7 separate regions of the Homo sapiens genome follow, and regions 2, 3, 4, 5, 6 and 7 are each linked to region 1. The links are chromatin loops, found by intact Hi-C in ENCODE. Cell type or tissue: mammary epithelial cell. All regions are shown on one strand.

Region 1 (4,000 bases):
AACTTTCAACAAAGCCTGTAAACTCTGAAGCAGGAAACCAGTACCGTGTGATTGACTGAAATAGAGAACGCTGTTTACCCCTAATTCTGGCCTCTTCTCTAGTTATCTTCATGGTGAATTTCTTTTTTTTTTATTTCCAACTTTTAAGTTCAGGGGTACCTGTGCAGAGTGTGTGTTTGTTACATAGGTAAACGTGTGTCATGGTGGTTTGCTGCACAGAACATCCCATCACCTAGGTATTAAGCTCATCACCCATTAGCTATTCTTCCTGATGCTCTCCCTCCTCCCATTCCCCATCCTCCAACAGGCCCTAGTGTGTGTTGTTTCCTTCCACGCATCCATGTGTCCTCATCATTCAGCTCCCACTTATAAGTGAGAATGTGTATTTGGTTTTCTGTTCCTGCATTAGTTTGCCGAGGATAATGGCTTCCAGCTACATCTGTGTCCCTGGAAAGGATATGATCTTGTTCCTTTTTATGGCTGCATAGTATTCCATGGTGTATATGTACCATTCTTTCTTTATCCAGTCTATCAATGATGGGCATTTGGGCTGATTCCATGTCTTTGTTATTGTGAATAGTGCTGCAATGAGCATACATGTGCAAATATGTTTGTGATAGAATGATTTATATTCCTTTGGGTATATACCCAGTAATGGGATTGCTGGGTCAAATGGTATTTCTGCCTCTAGGTCTTTGAGGAATCATGACACTGTCTTCCACAATGGTTGAACTAACTTACACCAACTTCATGGTGAATTTCCAAGGAGACACTTTCATCTGCCTCAATCAACCTTTCCCTTTCTTGCCTTTCCATTTAAATAAAAACCTATCTTCCTAGGTAACTACAGAGAGGGAAGAACTACAGAGAAAAGAAACATACATGCACACAAACACATGTATACCTTGCAAGCTCAGCACACACTGAGCTTAACTGACACAAAATTCCAAGTCAATGGACTTTGCATTTTCTTAAAGCCTGCAGTGCTCTCATTGCTCACAGGCCTTTTTCTGCCTGCTTCTGAGATTCATTACAGATGGCTAAGGCTGGAAGTATGATGGCTGGATAAGTGGGGCATTACTTGATCTTCTATCATTCTGGTAAGAATTCTATGAGGCAGAGAAAAGGCATATGCCATTATCCTCATTTTTTTTTTAATGGGGAAACTGCAGCACACAAAGAAAGTTAAGTAACTTGCCCAAGGCACCAAGCAAATTGGTGTCAGAGAATTCAGGTCTTTAAAACTGTGTTCTTCTCCTCGTCAAATAACAATAATGCCTTCCCCCTTCCCCCAGTTTTTCCCACACTTGTTATCCAAGTACAATATATATCTAAATTGTATTTTATGCATTTCTAGACACCTCCAATCATCAAATTATAATTTCCTATTATGTTTTATTTGAAATGTTAGCTTTTAAAATGATATCCATAAATCTTTCAAACATGCAATTAGCAGGAAGAGGAGAGAAAGGATGGTTGGAAATAAAAAAAAAAGAACAGTTTCAATGACTTTGCTCGGGTAAAGAACCAAAAGACTTAAAAAAAAAAACAAAAAGCAAAACCAACAATTCCGGCAGGTGAGGGAAGAAGGTTCTTTGTGACAGGGTTTTGCCTCTTTGCCTCCTTATGCAGCAGGGGGAGCTATGGTACTATTCGTTAAGGTTACAGGAAGACAACAAGTCTGAAAAAATAATCCAATTCGCTCCTAGGATATCCATTTTCTTTTGCATTTTCAAATGGTTCTTTTCTGTTTTTGAAACGTTTTTCCTCCATGCCTTGAGAACCTCAGGCTGCACTACCTATATCCCTTTTTCTCTGGAATGACAGAGGGTTACCACCTTCGCTGTACATCCTTATGATGTCATTTTGATAAAGATATTAGGAGATACAGTTGCACAAAGCAGCCTGCCTTCCTCTGCCCCATCACTCTATAGGTTTCCTCCATAATTTATCAAATCTATTTTTTAGCCCAAAAAGAGGACTCTCCTGCAACTGAAAAATTCCCAGAACAACCACTGGCACATGTCTTTACATTTTCAGTTGCAATCCATCAGAAATGATTGTCAAAAATATCTCACTAAAAAAAAAAAAAACACTATTTGTAGAAATTTTAAAAAATTTATTCAAATAATAAATTAAAATGTTTCCAAAAGTAGTCTAAGTAATTAATTTTGAGTAGAAAAAAATCTTTTTTAAGAGTTTATAGGAATCAAAGAATTTCATCCTTATATAAGGCTGCATCTAACATTACTGTGAAGATCAATTTTTTTTCAACTGAATGGGCTCTTGGGTCCCCAGAGATTTGGTTAAACATTATTTTGGGTGTATCTGTGAAGGTGTTTTTGGCCGAGATTAACACACAAATCAGTAGACTGAGTGAAGTAAATTGCCTCTCAAATGTGGTTAGGTCTCATCCAATCAATTGGAGCCCTGAACAGAATAAAATGGTGGAGTAAGGGAGAATTTGCTCTCTCTGTCTTTTTAGTTGGAACATAGGTCTTTTGCCTTGGGACCCTTCCAACTTGGACTGGAGCTTATACCATTGGCTCTTCCAGTTGTCAGGCCTTCAGACTCAACCTGGAACTATCTATTGGTTCTTCTGACTTTTCAGCTTGCCAGACTGTAGGTCATGGGACTTCTCAGCCTCCATGACCACATGAGCCAATTCTGTATAATAAATCTATCTATCTATCTATCTATCTATCTATCTATCTATCTATCTATCTATTGTTTCTGTTGCTCTGGAGAGCCCAGATTAATATAATTACTAATTTCATGTTAAATTGCTTTGGTATAAATGAAGCAGAAAAAAAAAAGTGTTTACTTACAATATTCCCTTCTAGGTAACAACACCATAATTGGGTTTTCCAGTAAACAACAGGCATAGTTTCCAAACTTATTTATACAAATAAATCTCACCTGTAATAACTGTGCTTATTTTTATATATTTGACTATAAATAGATGCTAATATGGTAGCAAAAGAGAATGAGGATATCACCTCTGTGTCTTCCTGATATCTGGGAAAGCCCATTCTAGGCTTCACGTAACAACCCACATGGCTGCCTTTATCTACTCTTCCTACCAGAAAAATATTTAAAACCTTTACCAAAAAAACAGCTGTGATTTATCTTGTTTGTAATTTTTAAGATACAGATAGATTACAAATAGATGTATAATGTATGACATACACACAACTTGAAATCCACAAACTTCGTTATTTGCTTCCTCTTAATAAGTTCCTTTACATAGACAGCCTTTTCAGGTCAGAGTATATAAACAAATGTACTGACTGCCTACTATATCCTGGGCCAGGAAAACAAAAAGTGTGCTATGTGAACTGTTTATTGCTGATCTACAGAGAAAAAAAGAAGCTAGAGCTGGAACGTAAATTAAATTTATCAATAAGCAAACATTTTTTTCCTAGCAAGAATTTTCCAAAGAAGGAAGGAGAGTGCTGATTTATATTGTGGCCCAAGTTCCTTATCTCACTGTAATGGCAACTTTGAGTAGCATTGTTCTAGGTAATTCTAGATGCTTTTGAGACAGCCAGGTGGGAGGGGTTCTCCAACAGGCATGCCCACTGGGAAGAGCGCACACCGGGGTGGAGCCACAGAGGTTCGCACCTTTTGCAGCCGGGAGGAGCCTGGCCCCTCCTCTTCCTGTGTGGAATCTGGGATTCAAGCTGTGGTGGGAAGCACTCCAGGAGGGACTCTGGCCTTGTGGAGGATTACTGTTTCCCCTTTTCACCCAAAAAACTCCTGCTTTACTCACCCTTCAAACTTTCTGTGAGCCTAAATTTTCATGTCCCTGGGACAGACAAGGACGCTGTCTTTAGCTGAACTAAGGAAAAGTCCTGCAACACTTTCAGATGTATTATTTTGTTATTTACAATGGCTAACATTTATTTAATTCTATGTGCCCAATACTTGTACTAACTCATTTAATCCTCATTAAAAAACTTGTGAAATAAGTACTATTAATATTATTATCTCTACCCTA
Region 2 (4,000 bases), 430 kb after region 1:
CATTTACTAAGTACAGTCATCTATCAGTATCTGTGGGGGATTGGTTCCAGGACCTTCCTCAGATACCAGAATCAGCAGATGCTCAAGTTCCTGACATAAAACGATGTAGTAGGTGCATGTAACCTATGCACATCCTTCCATATACTTTAAATCATCTCTGGACTACTTCTAATCCCAAATACAACCCTACATATTATTTCATTCTCATGGATTCAGTGGAGTACCTGGTGTGCAGCAAAATCAAGTTTTGCTTTTGGAGTTTTGTGGGATTATTTTTCTGAATATTTTCCGTCTGTGGTTGGTTGAATTCATGGATGAGAAGCCTACTGATACAGAGAGTTGCCTGTAGCTTCCTCAATCATCTCTAAAACTCCTTGGAGAGTCACAGTGCCTGTCCTGCTCACACCTCCATCTAAAGGAAACTGCCCCAGCCCCACTGCCCAGGGACCACCTTTGAGGTCACACGTGCCTGCTTCTTTTTTTTTGTTTTTTTTGTGACCGAGTCTCGCTCTGTTGCCCAGACTGGAGTGCAGTGGTGCAATCTCGGCTCACTGCAAGCTCCACCTCCTGGGTTCACACCATTCTCTCGCCTCAGCCTCCCGAGTAGCTGGGACTACAGGTCCCGCCACCAAGACAGGCTAATTTTTTGTATTTTTAGTAGAGACGGGGTTTCACCGCGTTAACCAGGATGGTCTCGATCTCCTGACCTCATGATCCGCCCGTCTCGGCCTCCCAAAGTGCTGGGATTACAGGCGTGAGCCACCGTGCCCGGCCCACACGTGCCTGCTTCTAGGGTTGCAAGCTTGACCTACTAACAGCTGACCCACAGACCAGCCAGGCTGGGATTTTGGTGACCTAATTAAAATATTAGCTTGGCCAATTACTTTCTCTTGGGGATTTTACCTAAGTGCAAAAAGGCCCCGCTAATTTTCAGTGACAGCTGAAGCAGAAAGGATAGATTATTAAACTGAGATTTTTAGCCTGGGGTCCACAAACCCATTTCAAATCTTTGTGAGATTTGGGGTTTGTATGTATAAATGGTATGAGCAGATTCACAAATTTGAGGTGCAAGTCGGGTCACACAGCTTATTCACTGATTACTTGCTCCACTCCTTAGCACAAGTTTCACTATCACCCTTTCAGGACCCCCTTACCCATGAGTAATCCAAGAACTCTGAGGTTCCGCGGTGCTAAGGGGCTCCCTCCAGTTCCCATACTCAAGCCAAGAAAACTGGAAACCGATCAATCCACCGCTACTGACGCTCCCTGGTGCCATGCTGCGTCTAGGTCAAAGCCTGGTCTCCTCAGTCAACAGCAGATGTCATCGCTGTCCTGATGGAATGAGGCCTGTGTGGTTCCTGGACGGAGAACTGAAATAGTGTCTTAGAGCTGGCACAAGATCTCAGTGCTCCAGGGCACCACAGGGGCTGGGTCGGTGCTCGTCCTGGTGTCTGGTGTAATGTGGACCTGGAGTCCCGTCCTTTTATCTTCCAGGGGACAGGATCTCAAAATGCAAAGCATGCTATCTTCCTTCTCCTTGTCCCCATCGCAGGAATACCTGTGCTTCACATACCCTTTTGAGTAAAACCCAAAGTGGTAACAGGGTTTTCTCTCTCCCCCGCTTTCTTTTTTTACGTGAGTCAAAGCTTTGTGAATTCAAGGTGGATTTCTGAAGCTTCACTCACCAACGCAGGGAGAAAAAAATGTTAAATCAACAACAAAGCTTGATCTTTAGATAAGCATTTCACTACCTATGCATTTATCTGAGAAGTGGGTCCCTCGTTCTGATGGGATTTCCAGGGGCATTCATGGTTCAGCAATAGATGATTAAGAGAGAGAAAGAATCAAGAACCGCTACTGTAGAGAGAGGGCCCAAGGGCATCCCCGAGGCTGTAAGGGACAGTGTCAGGAGGTGCCTGAGAGTGAATGAGGGGAGCAAGCCAGCATGCTGGACAGAGAGGAGAAAATGCCTGGCCTGTAACTGAGTTGCATGAAGGGGGTACTTGAGAGAGTGCCACGCAATGTGGCTGCGTCTCACAGACACGTCGTGGAGAGAATAAGGAATAAGAACTATAACATTCCATTTATACAAAGCTTGAAAACAAGCAAAATTAACCTACAATAACATAGGTGAAAAGAGTTATCTGGGAGGGTACCAGCTGGGTAGAGAAGGCAGTGCTGGGCAGGCTGTCTATCAGGGAGAGGGTTACTGTTTCTTAAAGGGCTAGCTGCTGATGATTTTAGGCTTGGAAACTGCCAGGTCTCTGGGGCAACTACTCACACAGTCATAGACAAGACATAAACAATAGGCGTGGTGGTGTTCTGATGAAACCACAAAACCAGTAGCAGACCAGATTTAGCCTGTAGGCCTGAGTTTGCTGACTCCTGATCTATATATCTATTAATATCTTGGTGTGGGGTGGTCGTTACGTTTTGTATTCATATATAAAAATTCACTGAACTTGTGAATTTCATGATTTAGATACTTTATTGTATGTAAATTATATCTCAGTTTTAAAAAATCTATTAAGAGATTAAGTTTAAAACAAAACAACAAAAATCTTTGTGGATTCCATGTAGGTATTTCCTAGAATGAACCAGGTTCTGCAATCCAGAACTCATCAGAGCCTCTGCTCTTGGGTTTTATGAGGTTGTCAGTGTATCCTCACACCACTCTGTCTTTACTTGAGCCAGCTGGAGTGGGCTTTGTGGCAGAGAAGCCCTCCCAGAGCTCCTTACCACCATTCTGTAGGGCAGCTTTTACCACCCGCCATGAACGATGGACCAGGCTCCTGGGGTTAAATAACCTGCCCAGGATCACATAGCTCACACAGAGAATACACAGCTCCCACAGCTCAGTCCTTCCATATAACTTTAAAACTCTCTGGACACAAGTCCATCTTCCCCTGGGCAGTTACAGAGAAGCTGCATTTTCTAGGATTCGATTCAGCCTCACGTCGGAGTTACCTCATTGCTGCCTAGCCTTTGCATTCTCATGTTCCAGCTCATCGGTGATTGTTTGTTCTTGGTGCTGAACTTGACAGGAGATGAAGAAAAACACACAGCCAAGGTCAGAGAGCAGCAAACTCTCTCCTCCATTCAGTCTGTTTTCATGTTTAAACTGCACCGATTAAAGAAAATCATCTGGACGTTTTGTCCAAGCACTTGGCCGGGCTGGTGAGGGTCATCCCTGAGCTCCGTCCTCCCATGTCTGTAAGCCTTTGCTTACCCACATCCAATCTCACTGATCCCAGGATGAAGACAGAAGAGAGAAAAGGGATTCTGACATTAGCCATCACCATTAGGGTTTTTCAACATCTGACCATTAGGCAAGGTGAAAAAGAAGAAAAGCTGTTTTTCTGGGCACTTTGGGCCTGAAGAACTTCAGCTACTTAAATCAGAAGCAGAGGCTTTGTTGTTTTGGTTTTGTCTCTGTCATTTAGAGGGCTCAACCTGTGTCATGAAATGCAGCACTCTTACCTTTGTATTTTGCAGTTAAGTTGTGAGAAAAGCCCTCAAGTGGCCGAGAAGGTTGCTTGAAAGACGCACGCACCTGGGTGTCTCCAGTCATACTCACACAGGAAGGAGTGAGCAATGAGGGTTAAAACCATCCCCAGACGGGACCACCCCCATGTCTCTTTGCCTCCCCATCCCCTGTGTTGGTTTCCCATGGCTGCTGAAACACATTATCTGAGACTTCGTGGCTTAAAACTGCAGACATTTATTATCTTATAGTCTTGGAGTCTGATGTGAGTGAGTCTCACTGTGCTAAAATCAAGGTGTTGGCAGGGCTACCTTCCTTTCTGGAGGCCATTTCTTACCTTTTCTGGCTTCTAGCAGCTGCCTGCCTTTTCCTGGGCTTACAGCCCCTTTCTCCATCTTTGAAGACAGCAATGTTGGATCTCTGCATGCCTTTCTTCCGCAGTCACATCTCCCTTGGACCGACACTCCTTTCTCTTCCATTTTTAAGGACTCTTGTGATTACGTCGGGCCCATACGC
Region 3 (4,000 bases), 320 kb after region 1:
CAGCAGTAACATTCCCTAATGCTAACAGTAGAGTACATGACGGGGAAGGAATGTGTAATTTGTTAAAAGTAATTCCAGCTGTTTTATTGCCTTCCAATCCAAGATAATTGCACACAAAGATATTCATTTAAATTATTGACATTAATTCGCTAACTAGAACTTTAAATAATAACTTCATGCAAAAGAAAACTCAGTGAAGTCCCAGAAATAAACAAGATTTAACAACTCATTGGAACTGTTTCTACATTATTATAAATCAAGCCTACATTTCTGTAATTTTGGCAGAAACAATTTTCTTTCTGCATAGTATGGAGTTAAATATCCTGTATAGATGGGGCTTAATAAGTATATATTTTAGTTCTTATTAAAACAACTACACGGACAACTTTCTTCTTCCCTCTTTATTTTGTTCTTTATATAGTCCATTTCTAGAACTTGTAAACTGAAACCTTATCATAAAACATTCATTTCAATGGAATCGGTGGTAATTTCATGACACAGCCAACCCTCAGAATCAGCAGGAGACTGGTTCCAGGACCTCCCTCGGATCCCAAAATCCATGCATACTCAAGTCCCGGATATAAAATGGTGTAGTATTTGCATATAACCTAAGCACATGGGGCTGAGTGTCCCATATACTTTAAATAATCTCTATATTACTTATAATACCTAATACAATGTTAATGCTATGTGAACAGTTCTTATACTGTATTGTTTAGGGAATAATGACATGCAAAAAATGTCTACATTTTCAGTACAGATACAAGTTTTTTCCCAGATCTTTTCAATGGATGATTGGTTGAATCCACGGCAACTGAAGGCATGGATACCGAGGGCTGACTGTACTTTCATTTATCCCACAAATTCTGAAGCACCTACTATGCCAGGCATTGTCCAGGTGCTGGGATACTCTGCTGCATGAGTCCTCCTTCCTGCCTTCACAGGGTTCCCTTGTAGTAGAGGCAGACAATAAATCATTACATAAGATCATCTCAGCTAGTGCAGGGATCTGTAGAAATGTGAAGCCAGAGGCAGGCGGATCACGAGGTCAGGAGACTGAGACCATCCTGGCTAACATGGTGAAACCCTGTCTCTACTAAAAATACAAAAAATTAGCCGGGCGTGGTGGCAGGCGCCTGTAGTCCCAGCTACTCGGGAGGCTGAGGCAGGAGAATGGCATGAACCCACGAGGCAGAGCTTGCAGCAAGCCGAGATTGGGCCACTGCACTCTAGCCTGGGCGACAGAGGAAGACTCCGTCTCAAAAAAAAAAAAGAAAGAAAAAAGAAATGTGAAGCCAGGTGACGGGGAATATAGTGGTGGCTGGGCGGTGAGACCAAAGAGGGACCCTTTCTGAGGAGGTGACATTGAGCCGAATGGTAAGAAAAACCAACCCCTTAGGGGCTGAGTATACTGAGCGCTGAGGTGGGAGCAGCTTGGTGTGGGTATGCTGGAGGACGAGAGAGAAAGATGGGATGGCTGCAGAGCTGTGAGGAGGGGCAGGAGATGCAGTCAGCAAGGTCGGCTGAGGCCAGCCCAGGTAGGCTCTGGTCAGGGTCTGGATTTTATTCTAAGTATTTTTGTTGTTGTTGTTGCTGTTATTGTTGTGTTGGGTATTTGGAGGGTTTTCTTTCTGTTGTTTGTTTTTTTCTTTTTGAGACATGGTCTCGCTCTGTCACCCAGGCTGGAGTGCAGTAGTGAGATCATAGCACACCGCAGCCTTGAACTCCTGGACTCAAGCCATCCCCCAACCTCCTCAGCCTCTGGAGTAGCTGGGACCACAGGTGTGCACTACCACACCTGACTAATTTTTTTTTTTTTTTGGTAGAGATAGGGTCTTGCATGATCTGATTTATCTTTTAAGATCACTCCAGCTTGTAGGTGGAAAATGGAGTTGGTGGGGAGGATGGGTAAGAATGAGAGCAGGGTGTGTAAGATGGCCTCTAACCAGAGGTTCATTATTAGAATTGTCAGAGCCTCTGCTAAGTGGTTTTATTCGTGGACAGAACTTATTCTGCTTCATGTTCTCTCTTGACCTTGGGCTTCAGGATATTGGAGGAGATGATTCCCTCCAGATTTAATATCTTAAAAAGTCTACTCTCTGGACCCCAAGAAATTTCCCCAATGGCTCACCTGCCTCACTGCCCCACTGCTGGAACATTGAAGGTTCTTAGCTCTGCTGGTGAATTTAGTGGGTGCCTTGTGATACCACAGAGAGGCAGATGGGGGCAGCAGGAGCCAGAGGTGGAGACAGCGCTGCCTGGGAGGCCAGGGTCACAGGGAGCTGGCAAGAATCATGGCTCCTCCTGGAACATGGAGTTCCTTCCAGAGAGAGAGAGTGGCTTCGGAGTCCTGGCTTGACTTCATTTCAGAGTAGCAGATATTGTCCACACCAAATGGGAAATGTTTGGAACCTGGAACCTACTTCCTTCTAATCTTACTTAGGGTTGCTTAGCTGCAGAGTAATCTGAGAGTTACCCTGACACTAGGATGGGTGGGATATGATTTGAATCAAGTCTGTTTTACCATTATTCCTGCCTTGACTGTGTGCTTTAATTCTCTGAAAGGAGCGCTTGCCACCATTTAGCCTGGTGAATTCCTTGCAGGCAGAAATGGTGCCATGGTTCATTTCTGAATCCCAAAAACTTTCCATAGTTTCTGACATATAAAACCACTGACTATGTGAATGAACCACCATGTCCAATGTAACCAAGCTACAGTGTCTATGGCAGCTACCCGAGCAGGGCTTTATTTCATTCTTGTGTCTCAGTTCTATCATGGACCTCCTGTTGTGAACACTCTTCTTCAGAAGATTTGGTCTCTCTCGAAGGTCAGAACCACCTTCCTGGCTCTGAACCTCCTTTCAGTAACTAAGCCTTAGTAACAGGTTACTGGCTATCCCTCACTCTGCCTGACACTCCAGTGTTTTCTCCCTTCCCTCTCCTGCTCCCTGGCCAGAAGACTTCTCTTGCACTCTGCCTCTTAATCCCATCAGGAACATGGCAGATAGGTCATGTGAGTCTCTTGGCCCACCAGGTCAAATGTCTGACCTGGATAGGGTCAGCCAAGCCCCTGGTCCATTGAGTCCAGTCTAACAGCACACCATCTAAAACAGTAAATTCAGTAATAGGGTCACAACTTTTAAAATGACATTTCTGTTCAGGCTCCCATAGTGAAGTGACCCTGTAAATTAACAATTTTCTTCAGCCCACCTCCACTGCCCAAGATTGATGAGTCATATTTATTCTCAACATTAACAGAACTTTTCAAATGGAGGCATCAGAATTCACAACTGAGCTCTGTTCTTTGACCCACGGTTTGTACAGAAAAGAATTTCATACAAAGACATTCCATAGCTAATTTTCAGTACAGGTCAACGCATGCAATTTCAAGATGCCTTTGTAGTTGAGACTAGGAAGAGCATAGGAAATAAGAATAAGGCAGACAGAATTCCCACTGAAGGGTGGTCTCTTGAATTCATCCATGAGAAAGCATTTAACCTCTTGAATTGCAGTGAAAGGACTGGTCAGGGAATGAATAAATTGCCCGCACCATGGAAAACCAGGTGGCTGCCTGAACACATAGCAGAAGATCTAATTCAATTTAGCAAGATTGTGGAGGGGTTAAGAGCTTAAGCCCTGAAGACTGAGTCTGGGTTCTTATCGCTGCTAGATGTGTGACCACAGACAGGTCACTGAACCTCATTGTGCCTCAGTTTCCTTGATTATAAAATTGGGATAATACTAGAACCTTACTTTTAGAATTCTGAGGATTAAATGAGTCAATAATTGAAATTGCTTAAGCACAGAGAGTGGCACAGCAAATGGCAGCCTTGATTATTATAATCCTTACTGTCACTCTTACCATCCCCAGTGCTGTTTCTCTAGACCATGCCGCAGTCATATGTCACCTGGAGTATGGTATTTATTGGGAGGTAACACTGCAGTAGACTCCTCATTGATTCCTCAGCATCTGCCATTGCCTTACTTAAATCCTCTCTCC
Region 4 (4,000 bases), 810 kb after region 1:
GAAATGGAATCATACAATATGTGGCCTTTAGTGTCTGGGGAAGCAGATGCTTTTTTAACATAATGAAAATTGCAGGATGAAGAGTGTGGTTTGAAAGGGGGCTTGGTAATGACTTAGGATGCTTGAATTCAGGCCAAGGCTAGAAGTCCACATGGTAGGGATATTGCGGAGGGGCCTCTGAACAAGAAGTGGGCTTGAAAGGCTGGCTCTTCAGGGCTTTTCTGACCTGGAGATGGAGGCCCTCTCTGACAAGCCCCTGGGACTATCTCCCTTTTTCCCCACAACCCCACCTCTGCCAGTGATGACCAGTCTCTACCCTACGGTAAAACTCAGGTCCAACCACGTCCACTCCTTTTGCTAATTTCCCCTCTTTTCATTCTCCTCCCACCTCCGGGTCTGTTGACACTTGCTTGCCAATTTGCCTGACACACTGCAGACAATCTTCTCACTCAAGCATGTTTGACCTGAACATACAGCTTTCTGCTGAGCTGATCTGGAGTTTCAGTTGGCCGTTTGGGCAGCCAGACATGAATTAAGAACAGGGATAAACAAGGATGGCTTGAGCTTTAACTACACCGATTTGGCCCAATAGGCTCGGGGATAATCTATAAGACCTAACAGCTGAGGGCAATAAAATTAGCTACAAAGGGACTGCGGGGTAGAAACAATGTCTTCTGATACTTCACACAACACACACTCACACACAAAAGACACCAAAAACTCTCCGACAGAAGCCTTACAACAGCTTAGAGGAGAGGCATTGTGCTTGAAAAACTATATTTTAAAAAGCAGAGAGGAAACCCACGGTGACTGAAGTATCATTTTCCCGGTGGTGATCATGGATTTCATCCCAAGACCTGGAAATCATGTTAGAACTACAGTATCAGCCCAGCTTTGTGTCTAGGGCTTAAACTTGAAATGTTGTTTACATAAATAGTTAAGGAACACATACTGGGTTGAAGAGTGTGCTCTCCAAAAATGCATGTCCACCTAGAGCCTCAGAATGTGACCTTATTTGGAAAGAGGTCTTGGGAGATGTTATTAGTCAAGATGAGGTCATACTGGATTAGAATGGGCCCTAAATTCCGTGACTGGTGTCCTTATAAGGACATCAACGGAGGGCAGAAGGCCATGTGAAGACAAAGCGGACACTAGAGTGAATCTGCTGTAAGCCAAAGAAGGCCAAAGATTGCGGAAAGGAAGGATTCTTCCCCAGAACTTTCAGAGAGAGCATGATTCTGCTGACACTTTAGTTTTGGACATCCAGCATCTTGAACTGGGAGGGAATGCATTTTGGTTGTTTTATGCCACTCATGTTGTGCCAATTTGTTACAGCAGTCCTAGGAAGCTAACATAATACACTCCCAATTCCCTCTTCTTTTATACAATTGTACAACCCTATTTGAAACATGGAAAAGGCTCTTAGTTCTCACAAAAAAATCTCATTATATTTGGAGTTCAACTTCTGAACACGGGTTTAGAAACAAATAGGGTCTGATTTCACTGATTTTCAAAGGGCTTTCTTTGTAATGACTGGGGTTTGTTTTATTTGTTTGCTTGTTTCCAGGAGAAGAGAAGATTGGCCTCAGACACTTCCGTCTTCAGACCTGTGCCTCTCCTTTGAGGATCCCTTCCCCGAAGCTGCCAAGGAGAACCTTCCCTCACATTGTTCCTCCTTTGTTCCCCGCTCTCCTTTTCCAGGCTGAGAGACCTGGGGCCTTGGAAGCAAGCACACGCTGGCTGAGCTGTGATTCCTCCATGTTGATTATAATTTTTATCACATTATATGGGATCCCTCTGGTGGTTACTAGGGGATACGTCAGTTTTGAGAGATTGGAACCTAACCAAAGAAGCTTCAAATCTAGAGGATAAGGGGACTCAGAGTTTACAAGTCACAGCAAGCAGATGCTGGTCTGCTTTAGGTGCCTCTTACGGGGATTGTGAGAGGGCTCCTGGGGCCTGAGGAGGGTCTTCTGAGGTGTGAAAGGCTGTACTGGTGGTCCCTGAAAGCCATCGTCATTTGTGTGAGGAGGAGTACTGGAGGAGCTGTCTTACCACATGAAAAACAGCATGGAGCATCCCAGCCACATCAAAGGCACGGTTTGAGCCTTGGGCTGTAGAGGCTCAGAGAGAGTGACAAATAAGACCCTGGTGAGAGACCAATGGGGACAGTATTTCCAGACTTTGGCATGAAACAGATTTCTGAGCACCTCATGAAATGTCTGCAAGGGCAGCTCCTCAGAGTGACCCTCCCAAATCAATCAAAGCTGGCCCCCTATCTTAATTATGACTTACAAATAGAAGCATGCACCTGGCTGGATGCAGTTTGCCACATGGTTTACAATAGCGGTAGAATAAGAAATAACTTACCAAACGAGTACATTTTCTTGGCTGGCTGGGGCACTCAGAGTTGACACTGGTAAGGCTCCATTAAAATGCCTTTATGTTCTGATATACACAGATGTGTTAATTTATAGCATATTCATCAGAAGACATAAATTAATTGCTCTCTGATGAATTTTATAACACCTCCTTTATGCCTCTCCACCCTCCCCCTCCAAAGTACACTGAAAAGGTCAACAGCACTATCGAATGCAGCACACTTCAACTTCCTTCCAAGCTTATAATTAAAGCTAATTAGTAGCTTTGGTAATTAGCGCATGTAAGCTTTCTGCTTTCTGAATTAATAAGACTGAGTCAGGTTTTGAGCCAAGTAGACTTTTCACTCACTGGTTCTGATTCTTGAACTGTGTTTGGCTGGTTAATTTAAAACATGTCTGTTGAAAGTGGAATACTAGAAAGAAAACATACTTGTGATGGTCTGCTCTCAAGCCAGTGTGATTTATGAACAGGCCAAAGTGGAACTGTTGTCACAAGAGAAAATCAGAATGCTCTGGGTTTCCAATAACTGACCAGTCTCAACCTCTCAGTGTGAAATGAGTTGTGCCCAGTTACTATGTCACATGGACACAACACAACGTCAAGGATGCCCTTGCACACTTATGTCACCCTCTCATAACACATCTGTACTAAGCACATCAAATCCTCTTTATTTTAGGAGAATGCAGAGGCAATGGCAGTGGGGTGCCAAGATATAACTAACTGCTCATTTTGATTCAAATAAAAATCAAAGAGGAGAAAAATCATTAGTCAAATCAGCTTCTGCTTTTGTGTAGACAAAGTGATTCTCCAAATAGCTTCGTGTTTCTTTTTTTAGCCAGCATGTGGGCATCCTGCATGCCCAGACAGAATTAAAAGTGCATGTTTTAAAATCAAGAAATCAAATCTATATTCTATTAAAAGAAAAAATGTGATTTGTTTTCAGACTTTAGAAACAGTTGGGATAAAAATTTCCACGGGTGAGCTCATTTGCTTTTTCTTTTCCCATACTAATCTCAGAAAATTTATTTTTGTTTTTTAAAGAAAGAAAGGAAGGAAGAAAAAGAAAATCACTTAGTGATTTACTGGACTCCTTATAAGTCCAGGACAATGGTGGGGGTTGCTCACAGCGCTAGTAATTTTGATACATAAAGAAAAGGAAACAGTCACTGCTGCAGAGAGAGGAATATATAAGACAGCTCTGGGTCACTAGAGTAAATGGTTTTCATTTTAATGGCGCACTTACTGCCACTGTGATAGCCACATTTGGATCTGTAAGGGGCAGTTAATACTATTCAAGAGCAAGGCACATTTGGTCTTGTGGATGGCTGTGATTGTGAAGGTGACAAGGGGTTATGGATTCCCACAGCCTCACAGGCCCAGCTGAATAGGAAGCCTTGTGCCCCCTTGGCAGCTCATCCTACCCCGTGGCAGCTCATCCTACCTAGGTGGATACACTCCAGTAAGATCTATACACAGTGGTTCTCAACTGGGGGAGATTCTGCCCCCAGGGGATACTTGGCAATGTTTGGCACAGTTTTGATTGTCATAACTGGTGGGAGAGGGTAGATGCTACTGGCATCTAGTGAGCAGAGACTAGGAATGTTGCCAAACGATCAGC
Region 5 (4,000 bases), 58 kb after region 1:
GGTGGGGAGGTGGAGAGTCTTTACGTCTAGCTCAGGGATTGTAAATAACCAATCAGCACCCTGTGTTTAGCTCAAGGTTTGTGAGTACACCAATTGACACTCTGTGTCTAGCTGCTCTGGTGGGGCCTTGGAGAACCTGTGTGTCCAAACTCTGTATCCAGCTAATCTGATGGGGACGTGGAGAACCTTCGTGTCTAGCTCAGGGATTGTAAACGCACCAATCAGCGCCCTGACAAAACAGGCCACTGGGCTCTACCAATCAGCAGGATGTGGGTGGGGCCAGATAAGAGAATAAAAGCAGGCTGCCCGAGCCAGCATTGGCAACTAGCTGGGGGTCCACTTCCACACTGTGGAAGCTTTGTTCTTTCACTCTTTGCAATAAATCTTGCTACTGCTCACTCTTTGGGTCCACACTGCTTTTATGAGCTGTAACACTCACCGCGAAGATCTGCAGCTTCTCTCCTGAAGCCAGCGAGACCACGAGCCCACCAGGAGGAACAAACAACTCCAGACGTGCTGCCTTAAGAGCTGTAACACTCACCGCGAAGGTCTGCAGTTTCACTCCTGAGCCGGTGAGACCACGAACCCACCAGAAGGAAGAAACTCCGAACACATCCGAACATCAGAAGGAACAAACTCCAGACGCGCCACCTTAAGAGCTGTAACACTCACCGCGAGGGTCCGCGGCTTCATTCGTGAAGTCAGTGAGACCAAGAACCCACCGATTCCGGACACAGCACCAGTTAGGAACTCTTATCTGATGCTGCACTCATGGTTGAGTTAGGTCAATGGCATAGGTTAATGCTAATCAGGTACCACTCATAAAATTCCTGCTATAGGCAGAGTGGCTCACAGGTTCACGATTCTGTGAGGTAAGGGTTAGTCTCCTTTCATTTGAGAAGATTGAGATTCAGAGTCGATTAGGAATTTACTCAAGGATGCAATATTGAGTTTCATTTATGTTTGAGTCTAAAGCCTGGAATCATTCCACTTCACCCAAAAACCTCAAACATTTATTGTCGTATCATATGCCAACTATTATGGATTATGTAAGGGACGCGAAAATAAATGATATTTGGACCTGCTCCTTATCAAGGATAAGAAGAGCAGATAAGGAACAAACCTTCTTGAACATTCTAAGCCAAATAATAGATGGAAAGGAAATAGAGGTGGGGGCCATGGCACAGCTATACATTGCAGTATAGTGTCTAGAATCCAAAATTCCTGATTTCTAGACTGGCAAACTTAGTTCAACAGCAGTTTCTTGTAAGGCTCTGTGCTGGAGGCTTTGACAATTGTGATCAATAGACATGGTCTCTGTCTTACAAGACTTATCTGTGGGGGACATTTATCCACTAATTCTTTTTAACAGTTTCTAGGAACATAAGATACTTCAAATACTATGCTAAGAGACTGGGTGTGCAGTGAATGGCCCTACCTTCATGGAGCTTACACAGGGGAGTGAGACAGATGATAAATAAAATAGCAAATAATTACAACTTGTGATAAATATCATGAATTCAATCACAGGGAGTAACATTGGGCGGGTATATTAGTTTCCTGTGGCTGCTGTAACATTACCTCAAAAGGAGTAGCTTAAAACAACAGAAATTTATTCTCTCATAGTTCTGGAGGCCAGAAGTCCAAAATCAAAGTATCAGTAGGGCCACACTCCCCCTAGTGGCTTTAGAGGAGGATCCATTCTTTGCCTCATCCAGCTTCTGGTAGCTGTTGGCACCCCTTGAATTGTGGCTTCATTTGGAGGCCAGAAGTCCAAAATCAAAGTGTCAGTAGGGCCACACTCCTCTAGTGGCTTTAGAGGAGAATCCATTCTTTGCCTCATCAGCTTTTGGCAGCTGTTGGCACCCCTTGAATTGTGGCTCCATTTCTCCAGTCTCTGTCTCACCTCCGTGGTCACATTGTCTTCTCTTCTGTGTGTGTTTTCCCTGTGTGTCTCTTATAAAGAGGTTGTAATAGTATTTAGGGCCAACTTTGATAATCCAAGGCAATCTCTTTATTTCAAGATAATTTAATCACATCTCCAAAGACCAATTTTTCCAAATAAGGAAACATTTACATGCTCCGGGGGTTGATGTGAATATCTTCTTTGGGCAGCTGTTAATAATAAGGATGGCAAAAGGTATAATGAAAATCTGGGAAGAATCTAGGGGACATCTTAAGGCTTCTAACAATCTACTTGGGTCTCTGAAAAGGGTCTTTTGACACCATAGTTGAAGTGAAATCCACAACTTTGCCCTACTTTATTTTTTTCTTCCTCTTATGATTACATGAGTTAATATGTTTATCATTTATCTACAACTAAAAGGGTGAATTAATAACCTCAATTTGTCAATGAAAAAATGAGCTACAGAATTGAAAATGAATAATTACAGTGAATCAGTAAGTCTTATTACTCAGGTGTTTTTGGTTTTGATCACCTGTTTATTCAACTTAAGACTAGAAGGAAACAGTGTCCATTTATTTCAGTGTCCTCACTTCCTAAAGAGAAAGTAATAGTCCAAAGCCAAACATTGTCATCTGACCGTCCTAATTTCTAACAAGTTCAGGAGACTCAGAGTTGGATTTTCATTAGCAAGTATGATATACTGCTTGTCCAGGAAATGGGCAAATCTGAAAGCTGCCCAAGTTTATCAATGGTATTTTGCCTATGGTGAGAGCCACCATTAACAATGACAATGGTAGCAATAAAACAAAAATAAGAATGTGCAGTACTTTAACAGTATGAATTCAAAATCAGAGAAAGGTGGAAATCCAACTTTACAATAGCAAGTACTCTTCAATTTGATTGAATGCAAGCTATGAACAAAAACTTGGATTTGACTATGACTTCAAGGATATCTAGCAGAATTCTGAAAAAAAGAAAAAAAAAGAAAAAAGCCAGCCTGCCCAAACAACTTGGCTTAAACCAAGTTATTTATGTTCATTATAAAAGATAAACCAAGTTATTTATGTTCCCTATAAAAGACAGTGAAACAATTTCTTTAATTGCTACAATTTTTTAAGAAGTTGGTACATTTAGTAATTGCGTTAAATTGCTTAACTTAATTTGATAACTTTAAGATTAGTCACTTTACAAGCTGTAAAGTGCTTGTCTTTGTTCTACAAAGAAAGTGATTGAAAAAAATAATTTGTTGGTATATTAATATTAAAGGATATTGGATAGTATTTAAAATGGAATAGACTAGAAACAGTTTTTAAAGAGTGGCAGTCTTCGTATGCCAATATAGCCATTCCACTTAGATGAGTATGATTATCAATTTGACGAGAAATAATATCTTTTGAACTAAGAATGTACTGTATTTACCACAATATTGTTGTAGTTTATATTTTGATTACAGTACATAATCTAATTATTTGGCTAATGGGAAGAAATAAGATATCTGTTTCATGAGAATTTGCTACACAGTAATCTAGAAATGTTTAATACTTGAAGGGTTAATTTTTTATACATTATGGAATAGCTTTATGAATGATAATGTTGAGTTGATAGGAAAGTTTTGAAACTGGGCCTATTTTATAGTTTTAAGCAAGAAAAATTAATGATACCAAAGTTATTCATTTGACAGGTGATTTGAAAATAGTAGTGTCTTCTTTTTTCCAGAAAGTATGGAATGGTGAAAGTTTTTGAGGGCTTTACTGTTTTTAGATTTTCTCCTCAAATGGGTTTTTCCCCCTTCTCAGGTCCATGAGATCCTATGGGGACTATTTCTTGCCTGTACCTATAGATGACCAAGTACTTCAAAAGTCATGCATCATTTTAAAATTTCCAAAACCACTTGAAAGCTTTCTCAGGAAAACAAGACAAAACAAAAAAACTATCCCAGTAGTTTGATAATTAGGTATGAATACTTTCCTAAATAAAGTAGCTTTACATAGCAAGCACTTAGGTTTAGAAAAACGACCGTTTGCCAAATGCATCTTTGAAAGGAATACATTTATTGAGTGGATATTTAGTATTAATTTGTTTTACAATGACATA
Region 6 (4,000 bases), 570 kb after region 1:
TAATAGAAAAAAGAACACTTTATAAGGAGTACAATGAGGGGAATATGTTCTTTTACGACCCTTGTTTGCAACTTATTAAAAGTCAACATGCTGGTTGGGTGGTGTTTTATAATTGCAAAGCAGAAGGTCTAAATAAATAGGAAGTTCTACCAAAGATTTAATTAACCTAACCTGTAAAACCTCTTTAATTGATCTGTATAATCAACAAATGATTAATACATCATTTAGAATGAGGTGTCACAAAGGGGAGGCTGATAAACTTAAAACCCCTTTGTCTAGGCTTAAGAGAATTTCTCAAGAAGCAAGAGAGCTCATTTCTCCTGTGATAACACTATTTCTCTCCACTTATAAAATGACATCAGCTGCATAATGAGCAGATTAGGCACAGAATCACCAACATAGTACTGCACCTGCTAATGCAATTAGCCCCGTGTGCTTTCCTCCTGGGAGAAGCAGACACAGGTTATACGCAGAATGCAAGGGCAGCACCTGAACTAAGTGGGCTGCTTTGTCCATAACAACATGTATGTGGTTTGGCTGATTTTAGAGAGCATGAAGGAAGGGGAAGAATGGTTATGATTCTCTCCCCAGAACCAGTAGTCCTTTCTTCATGTCTGTATAGACATGCATAATATGTCAACCTGAACACCTTCCTTTTGTGTGAAACACATCTCTCCTGCTTCTTTAGGGGGTCGTTTTTTCCGTACTCCAACTACATGATTCTCATAAGGGCTTCTAAACACAGTACCCACTCTCAGGAATGGGCACAAGATTCAAGCGGGCCAATCATAGTAGGCCCAGGCCATGAGTCAAGCCAATTAGAATTCTTCTCAGGAAATTTTTAAGAGGGTGTCACTTTTTTTCTTTAGTTGTATAGCTATGAGGATTGGCTATTTGGGAGAACAAAGCCAGCTTGCAGAAAGGAACATGTGATGGTGATACTGAATGTTAACTTGGTTGCATTGAAGGATGCAAAGTATTGTTCATGGGTGTGTCTGTGAGGTTATTGCCAAAGGAGATTAACATTTGAGTCAGTGGACTGGGAAAGGCAGACCCATGCTCAATCTGGGTGGGCACCATCTAATCAGCTGCCAGAGAAGCCAGAATAAAAGCAGGCAGAAGAACATGGAAAGACTAGACTGGCTTAGTCTCCCAACCTACATTTTTCTCCTGTGCTGGATGCTCCCTGCCCTCGAACATCGGACTCCAAATTCTTCAGCTTTGGTACTTTTCCGCTTACACAAGTGGTTTGCCAGGGGCTCTCAGGCCTTTGGCCACAGACTGAAGGCTGCACTGTCAGCTTCCCTACTTTTGAGGTTTTGGGACTCAGACTGGCTTTCTTACTCCTCAGCTTGCAGATGGCCTATTGTGGGACCTCACCTTGTGATCATGTGAGTCGATACTCCTTAATAAACTCCCCTTTTTGTAAACATCTATCCTATTAGTTCTGTCCCTGTAAAGAACCCTAATAGAGAATAGAAGTAAGAAACAGCTAGAAAAAGAGGAGTCCAGAGTCCAGATAATACTTAAATCATCAAATCTCCCCGGCTTCCCTGATCCTTTCCTTTCTGAGACTTGGCTGCTCAGCATGTCCAGACCTGTGCACTTCTTCCGGCATTCTTTCAGTAAGTACTTAACGTTCTCAGGCTGTCTGATCTAGGTTTTTGTCATTGGCAAAGAAATGAGTCCTAAATAGCTTTTCTTCTTTCACACTCACTTACCTAATGAGTAACTGAGTAGGTAATGAATACCTACTTACAAATGCATAAGGCCTCACATTTGCCCTAAAGGACCTGATGCTTTGCGGGGGAGACTGAAAGAGACAACAGTGGCATAGTTTGGTTAGGAGGATGATGTGACATGAAAACATTTGTCAAAACATGAAAACCCAGTTTGGGTTGTGATACATTAAGTTTTCTTTCTTTCTTTCTTTTACTTTAAGTTCTGAGATACATGTGCAGAACGTGCAGTTTTGTTACGTAAGTATACAAGTGCCATGGTGGTTTGCTGCACCTGTCAACCCGTCATCTAGGCTTTAAGCCCTGCATGCATTAGGTGTTTGTCCTAATGCTCTCCCTCCCCTTGCGCCCCCACCCCCTGACAGGCCCCAGTGTGTGATGTTCCCCTCCCTGTGTCCATGCGTTCTCATTGTTCAACTCCCACTTATGAGTGAGAACATGTGGTGTTTGGTTTTCTTTTCCTGTGTTAGTTGGCTTAGGATGATGGCTTCCAGCTTCATCCATGTCCCTGCAAAGGACATGATCTCATTCTTTGTTATGGCTGCACAGTATTCCATAGTGTATATGTGCCACATTTTCTGTATCCAGTCTATCTCTGATGGGCATTTGGGTTGGTTCCAAGTATTTGCTATTGTAAATAGTGCTGCAATAAACATGTGTACATGTGTCTTTACAGTAGAATGATTTCTAATCCTTTGAGTATATACCCAGTAATGGGATGGCTGCTTCAAATGGTATTTCTGGTTCTAGATCCTTTAGGAATTGTCACACTGTCTTCCACAATGGTTGAACTAATTTACAGTCCCACCAACAGTGTAAAAGCATTCCTATTTGTCCACAGCCTCGTCAGCATCTGTTGTTTCCTGACTTTTAAATAATCACCATTCTAACTGGCATGAGATGGTATCCCGTTGTGGTTTTGATTTGCATTTCTCTAATGACCAGTGATAACACTAAGTTTTCTTAAAATGATTCTTAGGTTAAATACTTTCCTTGTATTCTACCATGTGAATTGGTGTTTTTTATTAAAATATTTTAAATTTTTTAAAGCTTTTTCAGTCAAACAAGTATGGAAAATGTCAAATTAAACCAAAATAAGTAGAATTCTTTGCTGCAGAACTTGTTGCTGATGCACTTTGGAGTATCATAGAGACAAATTGAGTATGCAGGGATTCCCAAAGTTCCTGAAGCAAATGCATTTTTCTTGGAATGTCTGATCAAATTTCAGAGAAGCAGTGTTGACTTGAACACAGTTTGGGATCTCCATTCGATCATTATGAGCTCCCCAGTACTTCCTGAAAGAATGTTGGGGGAAGCGCACCAGTCTGGACATGCTGAGCAGCCAAGTCTCAGAAAGGCAAGGATCAGGGAAGCTGGGGAGGTTTGATGACTGAAATGTTATCTGGACTCTAGACTCCTCTTTTTCTAGCTGTTTCTTACTTCTATATTAGGGTTCTTTAGAGGGACAGAACTCATAGGAGAAAGGTATATATAAGCTCTCTACTCGATGATTATGAGCTTCTCAGTTGGTGTAGGCTAAGATCCTGGCAGAGGTAGGCATGGGAGAAGCTCTGGATTAGTTGAATCCCAAGGCATCATCCTCTCTCTGCTACCATTGTGGGAAGGGTACCAGAGCAAATCTTCCTTCTTGCTGGGATTAAGCAGCATGCTAAGCCCTCAAAAGGAGTTCCTATATTACAATATGAAGAGCTGTTTTACTTTCTTTACGCCTAAGGTGGCACTACACGATGAGCAATAGATGTCATCTATATGGATGTTTAGAGGCATGAACCATAGAGGAAGATGGCAAAAGCTCCCACTCTTCTTTACCTCCTTTGAACCTTAAAAAAATTCCATAGAAGTTTGCATTACGATTTTCCCCTTTTCATTGCAAATACTTTTATAACAAGATATTGCTTCAACTACAGCACACTGCTGGGAAAAAACTGCAGATGGGAAGGCTGAGGCTAAATGCCACTGACAGGCAGGGGAGCTTCCTGTTGGCTCCAACATTTAGCTCTGATGGTTCGATGGACATTTGAGAATTGGAATTTATGAAGTAGAGGAATTTCTGCATATTCACCTTGATACTGTAGCATCAGAAGGTCACCAGAATGCAGCCCCCACTTTTAAGGAAGTGGAAGATGAAGGTTTCCATTTATACTCTGGTTCATTGTCTCAATTTGGTACATTTTTATGCTTTTGCTACTTATTGATTTGAGCAACTGAATTACTCTTTGGCAAACAGGGCTGCATTAATG
Region 7 (4,000 bases), 350 kb before region 1:
GTTTCCTGAAGGGAAGGACTACTTGCTCACAATGCTTCTGTTTCTGGGTCCCCATCAGCCGTGGCTACATTCAAGTTTATCATAAGGCATTTTAAAGCTTAGTTTCATCTTTACGCTTTTTTTCCTTTTCATTCTGACAGATGATTTCCTTGCTTCTGAGTCATCTGGACGGAATGAGGGAAGAGGGGAGCGAAGGGGAAGAGGAGGGAAGGGAGAAGACTAACATAGCTTGCCTGGACCCCTCCACCAGTCAGGCTGGATACCCTTCCACCAATTATTTCAGGTTATCTAATCTTCACATCAATTTTATGGAGTGGAAACTATAGCTGCCTCTATGTCACAGATGAAGAAACTGAGGCTCAAGAGGCATCACTTGCTTCAGGTCATGCCGCCAGTAGTCTCTGACACCGGAGACTGGACGTTTTCCATAAACCTGGCCCCAGGCCACGCTGAACATCAGTAGGACTCCAGGCAGAATGTCTGGTCCTCAGCCCCTGGCCTGTCCCCATCTCCTGTTGCCCCTGTCCTCAGCTCTATCCTGTACCAGGAGGAGGGACCTTGCACACCGCATGTGGGCACTTCAGTGGGCCCATCCAGGCTCCATCCACAGCACCCTCCCATCAAGCAACAGCCAGCCCCTGGTCACCCCTCCATCCTGGGGGAGTGTCAGAAGCCTGGGGGTGGGGCACACCTGGTAAGAGACCTGCGTGGGCCCTGATGCAGACTCCAGGTCAGCACACTCCTAGCTCTGCGGACTGCTCACCCATGAGTTGGGATGGAGATGGAGGAGGGCCGGGTGGGGTCTTATGAAGCCCTGGGCTGAGGACAGGGTTCCAGCTGCCCATCTGACGTTTCCTGAGCTCACTTCTTAAATAAAGCATTGCACTTGAATCCCTGTCTCAGGATCTGAGTCTGGGAGATCCCAACTGAGATGGCCAGAAGGAGTTTCGAAAGCAGCAGGACACCCTCAACCCCCCACCGCACCTCTTCCTGGGTGCCTCCTGTGGAAAGAAGCACCAGGTACCTCGAGCCACCAGGTCCCTTGCCACATGAAGAGGCTCAGCCCTCTGCACCGCACCCCCGACTGTGACTTCAGTGTCAGCAGAGGCACCTACCTCCAGAGTACATGTCAAATGCCTTCTGTCCCAGCACAGCTCCCGTGGTTCCTAGGGGTTAAGAGGAGAACGATTATCCCCTGTAACACGTGTCATTCTGCCTGTCGTTCTGCTGAAAATGCCTAATCTGTAGTCTAAGATCTAAAAACAGAATAAGAATCTAATGAAATCAGGTCCTATAAAGAGCACGCAGGACTAAAGTAGGTTTCCAGGAATGGCTGGGCTCATCTGAGAGGTTCAAGAACGTAATGGCTGAGGACATCTCTGGAATCGAACTGAGTCTACTCAGTCTGAGTCGGTGTTCTGTCCTACCAGTTTCTAACGCAGGACTTAGCATTTTGACCTCAATTTTTGCATCTGTACAATGGGTTGTGGGAACTAAAGGAGATACATTTAAAATATTAATAGTAGTCATACAAGATGAATTTTAGCTGCAAAATCAAAATCAAAATGACAGTCGTCATTATTATTCCCACCTAAATAGAAAACCTACAACTGGAGTCCTCCACCTCTTGAAGGCAAAGGGATTTGTGTTGGGCTAAGCGGTACTCAGTTTCCCAGGGTCCAGTAACCTGGATTGCGTTTGTGGGTTTTGTGGGAGGAGGTGGCCGAAGGCCAAGCCCTCCAGGGAACCGAGTCTTCTGGAGGAACGTTACAGTTCGCGCTCTCCGCCGCTAGATGGAGGCGTTGCAGAGGGGATGGCAGCTCCGAGGCTTACGGAGGAGGGTGGGGACCAGGCCTAGGCTGTCCAGGTGGCGCGAGCAGGCTCGCTTAGCAGCCCCTCCAGGATTCTCGGGAGCCACGTAGCGTGAACGGAATGCTTCACCTGGGGCTCTTGGAAGGAGTCTATGAACCCATGGGGCTGCTTTTGTGATCGCGTGCGCTTGTGAATGATTCTGCAATTGGAGAGTGTTGGGGGTGGGGGTGGCGGCCAGCATAGCTGGAAGATCCTGAGGACTCTCTGCCCCACTAAAGGTTAAAGACTACTGGATCCTTAGCAATCCTTGTGTTGTTCTTGGTCATATAGATGAGGACACTGAGCCCCTTACATGATTTGTTGGGCTTCCCCACATCTGGCATACATAGCACGCATGTATACAGTAGGTGCTGTATGTGTGGTTGAGACATTTCTAGTCTAGGGAGGTAGTTCAGGTGAATGATTAAGACCTGCAGTTGACTCGATCCAGGTTCAAACGTAGGTGGTTTTATAGGCTGTGTGACCTTGGGCAAGTTGCTTAACCTCTTTTTTTTTTTTGGACAGGGTCTCTCTGCAGTCCAGGCTGGAGTGCAGTGGTGTGAGCTTGGCTGACTGCAACCTCGACCTCCCAGGCTCAAGCAATCCTCCCACCTCAGCCTTAGCTGGGACTACAGGTGTGCGCCACCACACCCAGCTAATTTTTTTACTTTTTGTAGAGACGGGGCGGATTCGGGGGGTGGTTCACTGTTACTCAGGCTGTTCTTGAACTCCTGAGCTCAAGAGATCTGCCCACCTCAGCCTCTCAAAGTGCTGGGATTACAGGCATGAGCCACTGCACCCAGCCTGCTTAACCTCTTTGAGCCTTAGTTTCTTACCTGGGAAATGGGGATATTGAGCATAGCTCCATCCTAACACAGTGATGGGGTTAAATGAAAAGGCACAGTAAGTGCCCAATAAATGCTAGTTCTTATTGCCATTGATGGTTATTTTCATCCTTTTGGCTTTGTGAGAAGCAGGGAAAGAGGCCTAGTCTGGGGCCATCTCATTGGAGAATATTCAAAAAGCTTTTCTCAGGTGCGACCCATTTAGGGGAGAAAGTCAGCAGGTTTCAGCCAGGTCAGCTGCAGCCTGTGCCATTTCCTGCCTGCCCTCGCTGTGGGGTGAGGGCAGATGGATGGGAGTGTTGATGTATGCTGAGGCTCCTACAGTCTTCTGGGGTCTGGCATGCACAAAAGAGCGCTCTGAGACCAGCCTGGGCACACCCTCCCTGCAGGAGGGATGCCACTTCATTGAGGCTGGAGTGGAACAGGCCTGGGCCCTCCTCAAAGCTGCAGAGGAACGGCTGCACTCAGCCTCCTGCCACTCCCTGCCCTGGCCCTTCCTGGGCTCCTAGGAAGTTGGCCAGGGCTGTCCTCTGACTCCCATCTGTCCAGGAACAGCCCCATCACTGCTCCAGGCCTCGACTTCTCCCCTGACCCATTAGGGTTTCTTGGCAGAGCGAGAAAAGGCTTTCTCTGGAGTGAAGTGCAGGGGCTTGGAGCTGGCAAGGCCGGGGCTCCCATCCTACCCTGTTCCTTCCTAAGTGTGCTCATGTGGTCCTGCCACACACAAGCTCGACAAGTTCCTTCCTGAGCATCCCTTACACCTTTTCCCCAACTTGCCCTGACCTTTGTCCCAGAAGTGGCCCTTACAGCCAGTTCTTAGAAAACTCTGTTTTCTAAGAACAGAGGCAGAGAGGAGGTCTGGCTGGGGCTAGACCACCTGGTCCTTACCTGACCCTGTAAGTCCACTCCCTCCTGAAACGTGTCCCTACTTCAGGCTTGGCGGCCCTCTGGCCTCCTGTTTAAGTGTGTGTCCTGCAGGAGATGCAGGGTTATCAAGGCCATGGATTCCCTTGTGGTCTCCCTGCCTCCAGCCCCCCTACTCCAAGCTGGAGGGAGGTTTCTGGAGTGCATGCCTGGCCCCTCACACACTGCTCAAAGCCTTTCCGTGGCTCCCTACTGCTCTCGGCTTCCAGTCACACTTCTTAGCAGGCTTGCTAGCTCCTCATCCTCTGGCCTTGCTGCTGTCCCCAGCCTTGCCTCTCTATGTTGCCCTGCAAACCTCTCTCCCTCCCTTTCCCTTCTCCTCCCTGCACTGTGTTGCCCCTGCCTGGAAAGAGCCTTCCCCAATTTTCTCCTGGCCAGCG

Evidence for each region. A loop is a pair of places that touch in the nucleus more often than their neighbours do. Peaks named below come from ENCODE experiments on the same cell type or tissue, not always from the same donor. Only the 100,000 strongest peaks of a DNase experiment are listed, where the experiment ranks them.
Region 2: a loop joins it to region 1, with 5 times the contacts of the local background. A loop is called at or near these places in 3 of 110 quality-filtered maps.
Region 3: it touches region 1 in a loop (19-fold over the local background); 2 of 110 quality-filtered maps call a loop at or near these places.
Region 4: it touches region 1 in a loop (6-fold over the local background); 6 of 110 quality-filtered maps call a loop at or near these places.
Region 5: a loop joins it to region 1, with 15 times the contacts of the local background. A loop is called at or near these places in 26 of 110 quality-filtered maps.
Region 6: a loop joins it to region 1, with 9 times the contacts of the local background. A loop is called at or near these places in 9 of 110 quality-filtered maps.
Region 7: it touches region 1 in a loop (9-fold over the local background); 10 of 110 quality-filtered maps call a loop at or near these places.

The regions. Positions count from the first base shown.
Region 1 is chr3:58,993,298-58,997,297 of GRCh38, forward strand. All of the region lies in intron 4 of CFAP20DC (CFAP20 domain containing), which reads right to left. All of the region lies in intron 2 of CFAP20DC-AS1 (CFAP20DC antisense RNA 1), which reads left to right. Among named protein-coding and RNA genes, the nearest start is that of CFAP20DC, 55 kb to the right of the region's middle. In mammary epithelial cell, a CTCF peak has its summit at 1,634 (motif pointing right); a DNase peak (open chromatin) is centred at 1,644; H3K27ac peaks cover 1,986 bases.
Region 2 is chr3:59,422,559-59,426,558 of GRCh38, forward strand. The region is part of intron 5 of CFAP20DC-DT (CFAP20DC divergent transcript); the gene reads left to right. Among named protein-coding and RNA genes, the nearest start is that of CFAP20DC-DT, 340 kb to the left of the region's middle. RefSeq lists a silencer at 2,226-2,345. In mammary epithelial cell, no CTCF peak of the experiment used is centred here; DNase peaks (open chromatin) are centred at 2,293 and 2,983; H3K27ac peaks cover 1,051 bases.
Region 3 is chr3:59,311,323-59,315,322 of GRCh38, forward strand. The region is part of intron 4 of CFAP20DC-DT (CFAP20DC divergent transcript); the gene reads left to right. Among named protein-coding and RNA genes, the nearest start is that of CFAP20DC-DT, 230 kb to the left of the region's middle. In mammary epithelial cell, a CTCF peak has its summit at 2,223; no DNase peak of the experiment used is centred here.
Region 4 is chr3:59,808,165-59,812,164 of GRCh38, forward strand. The region is part of intron 8 of FHIT (fragile histidine triad diadenosine triphosphatase); the gene reads right to left. CFAP20DC-DT (CFAP20DC divergent transcript) reads left to right here. Exons shown (of 7, transcript XR_002959675.2): 7 at 1,568-3,146. Among named protein-coding and RNA genes, the nearest start is that of CFAP20DC-DT, 720 kb to the left of the region's middle. RefSeq lists enhancers at 39-674, 1,309-1,942, 1,943-2,576. In mammary epithelial cell, a CTCF peak has its summit at 1,808 (motif pointing left); no DNase peak of the experiment used is centred here.
Region 5 is chr3:59,051,328-59,055,327 of GRCh38, forward strand. No RefSeq gene overlaps it. Among named protein-coding and RNA genes, the nearest start is that of CFAP20DC, 3.3 kb to the left of the region's middle. In mammary epithelial cell, a CTCF peak has its summit at 1,691; a DNase peak (open chromatin) is centred at 1,664; H3K27ac peaks cover 430 bases.
Region 6 is chr3:59,564,935-59,568,934 of GRCh38, forward strand. All of the region lies in intron 6 of CFAP20DC-DT (CFAP20DC divergent transcript), which reads left to right. Among named protein-coding and RNA genes, the nearest start is that of CFAP20DC-DT, 480 kb to the left of the region's middle. In mammary epithelial cell, no CTCF peak of the experiment used is centred here; a DNase peak (open chromatin) is centred at 1,657; H3K27ac peaks cover 1,664 bases.
Region 7 is chr3:58,639,012-58,643,011 of GRCh38, forward strand. It overlaps FAM3D (FAM3 metabolism regulating signaling molecule D), which reads right to left. Exons shown (of 10, transcript NM_138805.3): 7 at 1,116-1,166. Among named protein-coding and RNA genes, the nearest start is that of FAM3D, 26 kb to the right of the region's middle. RefSeq lists enhancers at 1,420-1,920, 1,921-2,421 and a silencer at 1,723-1,882. In mammary epithelial cell, a CTCF peak has its summit at 1,789 (motif pointing right); a DNase peak (open chromatin) is centred at 1,830.